2 separate regions of the Homo sapiens genome follow, and region 2 is linked to region 1. The links are chromatin contacts, found by Hi-C or POLR2A ChIA-PET in ENCODE. All regions are on one chromosome and are shown on one strand. Each heading gives the region's core, a stretch centred on a gene start or an enhancer-like site at or near the end of the contact. The rest is flanking DNA. Distances are from core to core; before and after follow the strand shown.

What was found. Hi-C counts contacts between places; a loop is a spot of excess contacts on that map. ChIA-PET counts read pairs that join two places held with the same protein, here RNA polymerase II (POLR2A). Pooled maps may share reads with other maps.
Region 2: a loop to region 1 is called in a map with no recorded cell type, with 2.3 times the contacts of the local background. The contact joins two enhancer-like sites. A Hi-C loop is called at or near these places in 7 of 37 single-sample maps with no recorded cell type and 7 of 50 pooled maps. POLR2A ChIA-PET finds 5 or more read pairs at or near these places in 2 of 52 experiments (CD4-positive, alpha-beta memory T cell and naive thymus-derived CD4-positive, alpha-beta T cell).

The regions. Positions count from the first base shown.
Region 1 is chrX:42,714,128-42,717,189 of GRCh38, forward strand. No RefSeq gene overlaps it. Among named protein-coding and RNA genes, the nearest start is that of PPP1R2C, 63 kb to the right of the region's middle. Within about 2 kb of position 1,469, at least 4 of the 41 ENCODE cell types and tissues checked have a DNase peak (open chromatin) inside an H3K27ac peak, as active enhancers do.
Region 2 is chrX:42,932,965-42,935,926 of GRCh38, forward strand. The region is part of intron 1 of LOC105373188 (a long non-coding RNA gene); the gene reads left to right. Among named protein-coding and RNA genes, the nearest start is that of PPP1R2C, 160 kb to the left of the region's middle. Within about 2 kb of position 1,572, at least 7 of the 41 ENCODE cell types and tissues checked have a DNase peak (open chromatin) inside an H3K27ac peak, as active enhancers do.

The DNA.
Region 1 (3,062 bases), core at 219-2,718:
TGGACAGATTGGATTCATGTACTCATTTATTCATTCAACTAATCTTATTAAGCCTCTACTATGTTCCAAGCCCTGTGCTATGCATAAGGCAGTGCTCTAAATGCTTATGGCAAAGAGAGTTAATCTAGGTTGAAAGTTAGGGAGGCTTCCCAGATTTAAAAAAAAAAAAAAAAGAACCCAAAAGATGAGTAGGGGTTGCAGGGTAAAGAGAGGAGAACCTGGGAAGAAATGTTCCAGGAAGAGGAATTTACAGGTGAGAAGGCTGGAAGTGAGAGAGAAAAAGACTTATTATAGGAGGTGAAAGAAGGTCCCAGTGTCTGGAGTTTCTCTATCTGCTGGTTGGGTGAGAGGAGCACATCAAGGGATGAGGCTGAGAGATGGGAGTGGGGCTGAACATGCAGAGCTATTGTGAACATGGACTTGATTTTAAGGGCCATAGGAGCCCCTTGAAAAGTTTAAAGCAAGGGAGACACCTATTATGATTTTCTCTTTCCATTGCAGAGCAAAAGGAACAAAAACACCCGAGAATATTCAGATATAAATCACACTACCTTATCAAGGAATGAGTAGCCAGCTCCTGGAAGTATCCAAGGAGAGACTGGATGACAGCTCTAGCATATTTTTAAGGAGGCAACTACACTGAGTGAGAGGTTGGACTACCAGACATCTATGGCCCTTTCTAATACAGAAAATTTTGAGCCTCCTCTGGCCCGTCCCCCATTCTCTATGGTGGGAATAAAGACATAGTGGTTTGAGAATCCTTTCACTGACATCCAAAACTGGCAGTGCAATGTGCTGTTTTTTTTTTTTTTTTTTTTTTTCAGCCCCTACCCTTGGGCCTAGAAGGAAAGATACACATCCAGACTGGAACTTCTGATAAGACACTGGGCTCTAGTGTTTGTGTTCTCTCATCCCAGCTGACACAGGAAGGACACTGGCCACAATGAGTTCCAGGGAATGGCTCAGCCAGCATCTGACTTTCAGGCCCGCTAACAGCTGGCTCTATAGTCTAGGGTATTAAACAAGTTCACCAGTTTTTTTTTTCTTTTAAAATTAAACTCTATGAAATATAAGAAAACAAACATCTCGGGCCCTGGGTCAGTGCCACACTCTGGCCACAGTGAGGACCGGGCAAGGTTCGAGGGCTCTGAAGGCAGAGGTGTTGTCAAGCACTGTGGCACTCTTGTTTTGGAACTCACTCTCAGGGACTGGGCAGATCTGTGTGTGATAACACAGCTGTGGTCCGATAATTACAGAAAGCTTCTCATTATGCTTGAGTAGGGGCCAAGGCATGGCCCTGCCACTGCCATGCCTTGGCTCCCACTCAAGTATAATGAGGTTTCTGTAATTGTCGGCCTGTGAGGCTGCAAAACTGGCACTGTTTAGAGCAAGTTGGCTTTTACAGCAAGTTGGCTTTTACAGCCAGCACTGGCATCTGAGGTGTGCCGGAGAGCTCCTGTTCCTGCTTCCTGCAGGCGAGCGCCCCTAGTGCCTGCTTCTCATCTCCTAACTCGGGCAATCTCTTTGTTCCTAAACCCACTGCATCAAACACAGCAGCTCCGTCAGTGGGGCTCAGTTTTCTAGTTGATATTCCATTCAACTTCTGTTCACATGACTCATCTTTCTTCCCCCTTCACATACTTCTCTTTTTTCTAACCCCGGAAAGGGATTCATTTTCTTTAACATTCCAGGTATAGAACATGTTTAATCAGAGCCTGGATAGTCCCTGCTGTCTGGGTACAATGACAGGAGAAGCAGCTTGGCTTTCTAAGCACTTCTTATGGCCTTAAATGAGGACAGATTGATTTTAGCCGAAATACCCATTAGCGAAAGATAATTAGAAAATTATCAATCTATACGTTGAGTCGTAACAATTTGAATGAGAGCACAGGATAGGTCATCCTGGCCCTGACAGATCACCAGGGCAACAGAAGAGGGCCTCTGGGGAAAAGAAGAGCAGGGAAGAAGGAGCTGACTTGGGCTCAACAGTCATGAAGGCGGGAGCGAAGCAGAGTGAAGTGAATGTGCGAGGGTTTAATTTGCCTCATGGAAAATATCCTATTATCAAGAAGCTGCTTCCTCTACTGGAATTTTTACTTTTTCCAATAAAAGGGAAGAAGTACAGTTTTATGTAACACATACAGCAGAAAAAGTAGAACGGTGACCCTGTGAAAATTACGGCATTAAAAGCAATAAGCTTGCCATTGCCAATAAACCACACAGACACCATGCCATGCCATCCTGAGTATAAAGATGACATTTTTACAGTTATTCCTATAGTAACTTCTCCCACCGCAACTACATTTTGAACATCATGCTTTCACAAAGAGACTCTTTCTAAAGTTTGAGGATTTCTGAGGTTTCATTATTCAAGGCCCAGGTCAGGCATCCCATTTTCAAGAAAGCCTCACAGCCTGGATTACATGCTCCCATAGTACCTTTCTCTCATGGCAGTTAATTCACTTCTGTATTTGCTAATTGTTTACTTATCTTTCCAACCACTAGACTATGAGCTTCCTGAAGACAATCATCATGGATTATTCATTTCTGAATCCCTGGTGTCTACCAGTACCTGGCTTTATAAATGTTTATAGAGTTGAATAATTAATAAGCCTTATTTCTTGTCCCATCCTTTAAGCCAAGGAGACTAAGTTAAGCCATAGCAACTGAGTTAAGTTAGATACCTTCACTAATCTCTCCTAACCCCAAGGTGCTATAATTTTAGAATCTGCTGTCTTCTGCCTAAATCAGAAAGTAGATGAGGTTTGGAAGCAAGAAAATTATTTGGCTGGATGAGAATGTTAAAAGGGAGAAAACAATTTCTCCTAAGCAGAATTCTTCATTTAAAATGGAGAGGAGAGGTGTGGCAAGGGTAGAATGGATTTGAGGCTAGGGGTATACAAAGATATATGCCCAAAATTATAGAAAGGCAGAAACATCAATTCTCATTTTCTTCTAAAGAAAAGTCAATAATTGAAGTCTATATTATAAGCAGTGATCACCAGAATCCTGACTACAGGAAAAAAATTGACAGCCCTTCTCCTTTTTTTCTGCAAATGAAA
Region 2 (2,962 bases), core at 322-2,821, 220 kb after region 1:
AATCTAAATTAAAAGTTGAATTTATCACATCACACAACTAATAAAATTTAAATAAACCATATTAATTTTATATAGAAAATAAGTTTTTGCTGAAGCTATACTAGTGCTCACCATTGATATTACGTATACAAATATGATAGTGTACCATATGATGATTTGATTATCTCACTGTTTTCTCTGTTTAAATAATTTTAAGACCTTTTATCATATATTAATTCTGCCTCTGTATTTTTCCATTAACCCAAAATAATTGAAGTAGAACATTCCTACAAAACATAGTAGTTTTCAGGATAGGACATCCAACTCTTATGTAAGTAATTTAAGTCAAAATTCAATAATGTCATAGTTCAGTGCTTTTTAAAAGCAAAAGTCTAGGTTTTTTTTCCCTCATAACTGTTTAAGGAAGTCAATGTTTGCCCAATAGCAGGTGCTAAAAGTTTTCATTTGTGGCATTAGAGGGGGCTAACAAGAGCAAAGCAATGTGCTTACCAGCATATTAAAATGTAAATGCTGGTGCTTCATGATCCTTTTGTGCAACGTGGTCACCTAAACACAAGGGTAAACATGCACATTAAAATAAAGTAATGCTCAATCATAAGATGGTCATCTAGCAATGAGACAAAGACAAAAGGAGAAGGAAAAAAATGGGAGAGGTGGGGGATGGACAACATTAAATCCTGTAGAATATGTGACCTCCAAGATGTCTCCCCTCCAGGCTGTGCCCCAGCTGCAAGGTAGAGGATGGGTAATCCACATTGAGTACGGAAGAGAATGGGCCAGGGAGTACAGGGTCTGGGTACCAGAGCTGAGAAAGCTGAGACCCACATGTGCACCTTGGTGACTTCACCATGTGACTCCACATGCCATATGGGACAGGTCATATGGGAAACCCCAATGGTGCCTTTGCTGCAAATCTGGAAAAGACATGGTCATAGGGCACCTCCAGTGTCCTGCCCCTGCTTGGCCCAGTTTTATTTGCTGGTGTTTTGCCACCAGAAATAGCCCTTGCATTGTCCTAATCTGTATTTGTGAATTGTGCTGGTTTCCTGGAGATTGTCACCACCTGCCAAAGGTGGGTGCATTAAAAGGCACCACTGGTTCTTGGGCTTCGTGGTGTCTCATGAGTTCAAGCATACCTCTGGCCCAGGCCACTGTCACTGTCTGTTAGTTGAAGAAAAAGCAGTTCTCAGCTGCAAGCAAGGACCACCTTTTGTAACTGTCACTGTCCTGGCCTTGAGAAAAGAGTCCACCCTCCTTGGGGCACCCCACGGATGACACAGTCAGTACTAGAGGTTCCAGAGAGGGTGGGTGAAGCTGTTGATCTCTTCATAATTGGCACAGACTATTTTGGATATTTCTAGGTGGGCAGTTTCTTTGCATGTTTCAGGAGAGGTTAATTGATTTTGGGGTTGCATGGCAGGCCTTTAGTTTGGGTCTTATTTTAGTGGTTGTTTGGGGCCCCCAGGGAGAGAGATGGGCAGTGGATGGGGCTTTTCTATGTGCTCCTGTGTGCTTTTGTTTTCATTTCGCGTTCTTCCCCCTCCACAAGCCAAAGTCGTTTCCTGTGGTTTCCACTGTGTGGACAGTGCTCAAGCACAGTGCTTGCCAGAAGGATTAGGGGCTGGGTAAGCCCCAGGTCACAGACAGATGAAGCAGATAAACTGTTCTTCTGGTTCCTGTCCAACCTCAGAGGGGCAAAAACCCTCCCCAGGAAGGAGAAGAGTGTTCAAAAGCCAGACTTTTGGAGAAGAGGCAGCTGGGCATTGCTGAAAGCCTTCATTATGAACTGTGGAGAAGCAGCCCTTGCCCCTACTGTGGGCTGAGGGGACCACAGCTGGGTACCCTGGGTCAGACTGAAGCCAACAATGCCAGCTGCCCCTTTTGGCCTGCTGGCAATGCCACGGGTGCCAGAGAAGATGGAGGATCCCTGTGCCAGGAGCCCACTTGGACTTCGCAAGGGGCAGTACCCGGGTGAAGAGGGAAGAAAGAATATAAAGTTCCCTGTAGGTCCTCTGTCAAAAAAAGTAAAAATAAAAATTAGATGGCCATCCATATGATAGAGAACATGCTACTCTTATTAATTTTAAATATAATTGGAATGAAAATTCATACTCTTAAAAAGAATCTTGTAATAAACTCAAGGACACAAAACACTCCTGGAAACATGACGTCCACCACTGGGGAGACATGCTCTAGGGCAGTGGTTCTTAATTTATTTGTCATCTCTTTGTAAATCAAGTTAAAAAAAAAAAAAAACATTGGTTTTATCCCAGCAAAGTTTACATGTGTGCACAAACAATATTTTGAATATCGTTTCAGTAAGTTTATGAATGTCCTGATGGCAATCCAAGGACTAGCATAATTACATTATTTCATTGAATTCTTCCAATTATCTTGGTAAGTAGTATCCTGTAGAGAAATCTCAGAGTAGCATAATTATGCTCCCTTTTGTATGTTAATTGCTTTTTCTCCAAGATTTCCTTAGGATACTTTTTTCTTAATCTTCAAATATCAGTAACTTTACCAGTTACTTTCCCTAGGAAACAGCCTAATTTGCTCTTCAGAGTCAAACAAGACTTTTATTTCAAAAACACTTTCTTCTATTAAATCTTTGAATGCATTTTTCCATCTTTTCTGTTCTTTTCTTTCATCTGAATTCCATATCTAATGATCTTTTTATAATTTTATATCTCATTCATTTTAATTCTCATTTTGTGTAATTTTTTTGAAGTTTCACTTCCATGTCACTGATTGTGGCATCAAATACTGTTTATTCTGTTTATGATTGCATCCAATGTGACACTTATTTTTGTAAATATTTAATTTCTAATTTATTTTTATTTCTCATATTTCTCTTCATTGATGACTTTTCTTCATCTTCTGCTTCACATCTTTTTTAAACAAGACTGTGATACCTGTATGCTTTTTGAAATTATAGACAAATTTCTTTTCACCTCTTAGC